2 separate regions of the Homo sapiens genome follow, and region 2 is linked to region 1. A link is a loop called in an ENCODE intact Hi-C map of the cell type or tissue named here. Cell type or tissue: heart right ventricle. All regions are shown on one strand. Links, peaks and the distances in the headings refer to the core of each region. The heading gives the core; the rest is flanking DNA. Region 1 overlaps LEPR (leptin receptor). Region 2 overlaps LEPR (leptin receptor).

The links. A loop is a pair of places that touch in the nucleus more often than their neighbours do. Peaks named below come from ENCODE experiments on the same cell type or tissue, not always from the same donor. Only the 100,000 strongest peaks of a DNase experiment are listed, where the experiment ranks them.
Region 2: it touches region 1 in a loop (1.8-fold over the local background); 7 of 110 quality-filtered maps call a loop at or near these places.

What each region holds. Positions count from the first base shown.
Region 1 is chr1:65,526,939-65,529,862 of GRCh38, reverse strand. The region is part of intron 2 of LEPR (leptin receptor); the gene reads right to left. Among named protein-coding and RNA genes, the nearest start is that of LEPROT, 110 kb to the right of the region's middle. In heart right ventricle, for the core only: a CTCF peak has its summit at 1,512; no DNase peak of the experiment used is centred there; H3K4me3 peaks cover 1,106 bases; H3K27ac peaks cover 912 bases; H3K27me3 peaks cover 887 bases.
Region 2 is chr1:65,473,759-65,476,682 of GRCh38, reverse strand. All of the region lies in intron 2 of LEPR (leptin receptor), which reads right to left. Among named protein-coding and RNA genes, the nearest start is that of LEPROT, 55 kb to the right of the region's middle. In heart right ventricle, for the core only: no CTCF peak of the experiment used is centred there; no DNase peak of the experiment used is centred there; H3K27ac peaks cover 745 bases.

The DNA of each region.
Region 1 (2,924 bases), core at 167-2,666:
AGGAGCAGCCAGTGAAGAAGGAGGAAAATCAAGAATGCATGGTGTCCTGGAAGTCAGTAAGGGACTGTTTCAAGGAGCAGAGTAATAACCGTGACAATGCTACCAGTAGTGAAGTAAAATGAACACTGACAACTGACTACTGGATGAGCAAAGGTAGTATCATTGGTGAACTTGACAGTAGTAGACCTTGACGTAGTTTTAGCAGAATATTGAAAACAAGATTAATAGGAATGAGTTTTTTTTAACAGTGTGAAGAGAATAATTGGAGACAGGGAATAGAGACAATCCTCCCTCCCTCCCTCCCTCCCTCCCTTCCTCCCTTCCTTCCTTTCTTTTTCTTTTTGAGACAGAGTCTCACTCGTCTCCCAGGCTGGAGTGCAGTGGTGCGATCTTGGCTCACTGCAACCTCCGTCTCCCAGGTTCAAGCAATTCTCTGCCTCAGCCTCCGGAGTAGCTGGGATTACAGGCGCCTGCCACCAGGTCTGGATAAATTTTTTTATATTTTTAGTAGAGATGGGATTTCACCATCTTGGCCAAGCTGGTCTTGAACTCCTGACCTTGTGATCCACCCGTCTCAGCCTCCGAAAATGCTAGGATTACAGGCGTGAGGCACCATGCCCAGCCGAGATAACTCTTTCAAAAAATATTGTTTTAAAGGAGAGAGAAGAAATCCCTTAATCTCATAAACATAATGTTAAGCAAAATAATCTATGATTTAATGCCTACCATAATCATATAAAACTTTTTTTGGGCCAGGCATGATGGCTCACACCTGTAATCCCAGCACTTTGGGAGGCCGAAGTGGGCAGATCATGAGGTCAGGAGATTGAGACCATCCTGGCTAACACGGTGAAACCCCATCTCTACTAAAAATACAAAAAAAAAAAAAAAATAGCCAGGTGTGGAGGCACACGCCTGTAATCCCAGATACTTGGGAGGCTGAGGCAGGAGAATCGCTTGAACCTGGGAGGCGGAGGTTGCAGTGAGCTGGGATCGAGCCATTGCACTCCAACCTGGGCGACAGAGCAAGACACCGTCTCAAAATAAATAAGTAAATAACTTTCTTTTTTTAAAAAAAGGTAAATTAGATTTGTGATGAAGAAGGAACAAACAAGAAGTTTTGGGATATTTGCAATGTTCTTTTTTTGGGGGTGGTGAATAATGAGAAATTTGCCTTACAATTATTATAATGATTTATCATATTATCTGTCAACCATTAAATTTGTTTTATATGCTTCTCTCTATATTCATTACAGTTCAAATGTTTTAAAGATTTTATTTATATTTATATAAGATTTGTAGTTTTAAAATATTTTAAATATTAATAAGATTATGTGTGATGATAACAGGTAATATCACTATTAAGTCACAAAAAGTATTAAATCAGCCTGGGCAACATAGCAAGACTCCAAAAAACATGTTTGAGAAGGAATATTCCAAACTATAAGCAGATCGTATTTGAAGAGCAACTCCAAAAGGTTGTACATACTGAGTGTGGCCAGTAGGTGAACATTTGCAACTTTCTAATTTAATTAAAACTGGAATTTGTAAATCACATAAAGTCTTAAGAATTAGAGCAGACTATAAGCCTTTTTCTTCATTTTTAACTCCACAGGACATACTCTTTAAGTGGGTGTGTTTGGCTCTCAGTATGAAAAATGCAGTACAATATCTGCCAAGAGAGTTCTTTTTTTTTTTTTTCTGGATACTTTTAGTATTTATTTCCAAGACCTCCCAGAAATATTGCACTTCACAAATACACACCATTTGTTCCTATAATAGTGATCTAAGTGTGAAGAGATTACTTTTTTCTCAGTAAATTGCTGAGAGAGTAAGTCCCCACATTACAAAGGAGGAACAGAGCCTCTGCCACCCATGATGACACTCCCAAGCCATGAATGAGTTGGCTGTGGACCGTGAGCTGTTGGATCCATCCAGTTTCAGTTGTTTTCCAAATGACTTAGCAACCAGGGTATATTTGAGTTCTACGATTCCCTGTTCACTCAACAAGCAATTTACTTACATCTCTGAGCATCTGTTTCAACGGAGATGACTATCTCTACTTCACCAGAGAATATGAGGGAAGATAAATGCCTGAGTAACTTACGACATTTCCAGCCCAAAGGCAAAAAGTCACTGAAAATAAGTTAAAATGTACTCATAAAAGAGTACTTCAAATCCATTTCACTCTCCCAAACTGCATACAAAGTACATGTGGGTGAGAAAAGATTGTTTTATTATTTTGAATCCAAGCCACCGAAAAGAGGCAGAAATATTCTTAAACCTGTCCTTACTAGTGATAACTAAGTTTCAAATAATCTTGAAAATGCTACTGATAAAACATTAGAAGTAGCAACAAAAGCTACTGTAACATTCTCTGTCTGCTAAAACAACCCGACATTTTCTTCTAATCAAAAAGAAAGTATGAAGTACACTAACCCTTCACAGTACATACTCACTGTAGACACTTTTGTGTGTGCGTGTGTCCATTCCTAATTTCTGGTTTATCTGTTTAGTTAATCTCTGCTATTTTCTGGGATTCATTCCAAGGCAACTAACTGCATTACTAAAATTGGCATCTCTGCTATTGTGCTTAATTTCACAGCGGCTCAGAAGTGACCTGAAACCAATTTTTTAACATTCTGCCCACAACTTTATGCTAAAAAGTAGCCAGCACTGTTCAAGAACAATAATTGATAGGAAAGGTGCAATGTTTGTTTTCCTTCAAACACATTTTTATTTCCTCCAGATGTACAATACTTAAAGAGAATACGTGCTATGCTAAAGCCATGTATTTTTGTTGCAGTGTTGCAAATACTGGCTTAAAGATTATTTAAGGTAGTATGAGAGGTGTAAATATTCATATAAATCTATATGTTTCTGAGCTCTTTATACATGTTTTTCTCTATACCTTTTGGTGGGAA
Region 2 (2,924 bases), core at 206-2,705, 53 kb after region 1:
ATCAGGCTCAATAAATGTTTAGCTGCCATCAGTGTTATTATTGTTAGAGGCTTAGTGGAGAACTTGCTGTTTGATCTGGACCTTGAAAAAGAAATGGGTAAAGGATGTGGATAAAGGTCAGAGGGTGGATTATCCAGGCAGGAAAAATACATTGGCAAAAACATGAGGAATGACCTCATTGTGAGCAAAGGGAAGTCTCCCTTTCATTCAGTAGACCTTTACTGAGCTATTGGACCACAAGCTCCGGGAGTTCTGAGGCTATGTCCACCCCGTTCACTGCTTTATCCCAGCACTTAGTACAGCACGTTACACAAAAAGAGCTGTAAATATTTGTTGACTGTTCAAAGTATTTTAACCACCACTAAAAGCATGTTCATTTTAGATGTGTCCTCAGGCAGCTTCTGTGACATCAGTTGTCATTTTAATAAAGAGCTAACCAGAGCCACTCTAAGAAAATGAGTTCACCAAGATATATTCAAGCTACAATAAAATGTAATAATTTTTGGATTTGTATGCAATAACAACTCATTCATCTAGTATGGTTAGGAAATTAGTAACTTATTTATAATGGAAACATCCCTTTAATGCTAAAGGTTTTCAATTCTATTTTAACCAAGTTGGATGGAAATATTTTTAATTTGGGGGGTTTTTTGTTTTGTTTGTTTTAACACAGGGTCTCGTTCTGTCACCCAGGCTGGAGTGCAGTGGCGTGATCATGGCTCACTGCAGACTCAACCTCCTGGGCTCAGGCAATCCTCCCACCTCAAGCCTCCCGAGCAGCAGGGATTACAGGCACACACCACCATGCCCAGCTAAATGTTTGTATTTTTGTACAGATGGGGTTTCACTATGTTGTCTAAGCTGGTTTCGTAATGGTGGGCTCAAGTGATCCTCCTGCCTCTGCCTCCCAAAGTGCTGGGATTACAGGTGTTAGCCACCATGCCTGGCCTATTTTTAATTTTTATTACAAATATCTGTGGCTTTTTGAACACTGCATATAGAACAAAATTGATCCCTTTAATGAATCTGTGTCAGTTATGAAACACAAGCTGTGAGCAGCCAAAGACCACCTTTGACTAACATATTTTATTAGAATGTTTTAAAGTAGTCTTCCAAATTAAAAGAAAATTGGACAACCAGTCTTGAAAAGGTCAGGGACCATGCAGCTCCAGGGTTCTACGTGGAAGGGAAGAATTCAGGATACCACCATAAGGATGAGCCAGCCCAGTAGCTTTGTGTTGGCTCTGCTCAACATCCAAATTCCTGCAAAAAGGTGACTGACTTGTCTTGGACCATAAGCTCAGCCTTGTTCAGGAGATGGGAAAGCTCCTTACATGATGGTTCCTTTGGAACAGAATACAAATTGGGAAGGGTAATTTTCTGAAGAAAAATCATAGTGCTGCCTCCAGAGGAGAGCAGAATGAATGCTGAGCATGTGAAAACACGGAAGTCCAACACAATAATGAATAATCATTTTGAACATCAATTATAGTATTAACTTGTAATTCAGTAATGTTCTTGAAAACTGATGTTTAAGGCTATCTTTCCCCTTTAATTAGTGGTCTCAGGCTTCTTTACTTTTTGAGTTTCTAATTTTTATAATTCTCTTGTCTTTTTTTTTTTCACCTTTCAAAATGATTATTTTCTTGCTACTTTTTTTTTTTTTTTTTTTTTTTGAGATGGAGTCTCGCACTGTCGCCCAGACTGGAGTACAATGGTGCGATCTCGGCTCAGTTCAACCTCCACCTCCCAGGTTCAAGCAATTCTCCTGCCTCAGCCTCCCAAGTAGCTGGGATTACAGGTGCACGCCACTACGCCTGTCTAATTTTTTGTATTTTTAATAGAGACAGGGTTTCACTATGTTGGTCAGGCTGGTCTCAAACTCCTGACCTCGTGATCTGCCCGCCTCGGCCTCCCAAAGTGCTGGGATTACAGGCATGAGCCACCGCACCTGGCCTTTTCTTGCTACTTTCAATTTACCCACTTTGGGCAGTCTCCATCCACTTTCTTCCTCTATTTGGCTGTGGACTGGGAAATGAAATAAACAAGCTTGTTAGATGTGTGTATGTAATGGGACTGTGAATAAGTATGAGTCTATGAGTAAAGCACATGATAAATGCATAGACTTGGTGTCATTTACATTGACTGCTCAAAGACTTCTCTTGCTAATGTTTAGTTGTTTAGCTACTTAGATAGTGACCAGATGAGGAATTTCTCTGTAAATGATATGCTACCAATTATAAGAACACATGTCCTTTTTATAATTGCTTTAAATTCATTTTCACCATATCATTGAAAGGAAGGAGAGGGCAAATATTTGCTCAGTTTTAAAAGTATGAAAAATGGAGCCACAGAGGGCTTAAGTACACTGGGGAAAGGCTAGTGCTGAGCCCCAGGTGTCCTGGTTTCCATTTTAGAAGTTAGTTAATAGATTCAGCTATGTCAATATCAGGAGATGTACAGAATCATAGGTCAAAGACAGCTTAAAACTTCAGAGATCACTAGGGGATACAACAAGTGTATGATATAGACAGAAAAGCACAGGGAAAATTACATATGTGACTGTAAAACACACATACGAAGCTGTTAACAGCACCCACAGATGGGAACAAACATTGATTTCCCTGTTCAATCACTTTTAGCAACAACTTGGATAAAGATACTGAAAATATGTTTAACAATTGCAGGTGACACAAAATTGAAAAAGATTACCAGTATATTTAATGAGAGAACCAAGATCCTGGCTGAAACTACTGGCTAAAATGTAATATTGATTAGACAACATGAATTTTTCAATTTCTTATAATTATAGCTAACATTCTAATTTACAAACATGATGTAGGGGAAGTCTTACTTGACAACAATCATACGGGTTTTGGTTTGCTGCAAATAAAGAAATAATAATACCATTTATTGAAGATAGT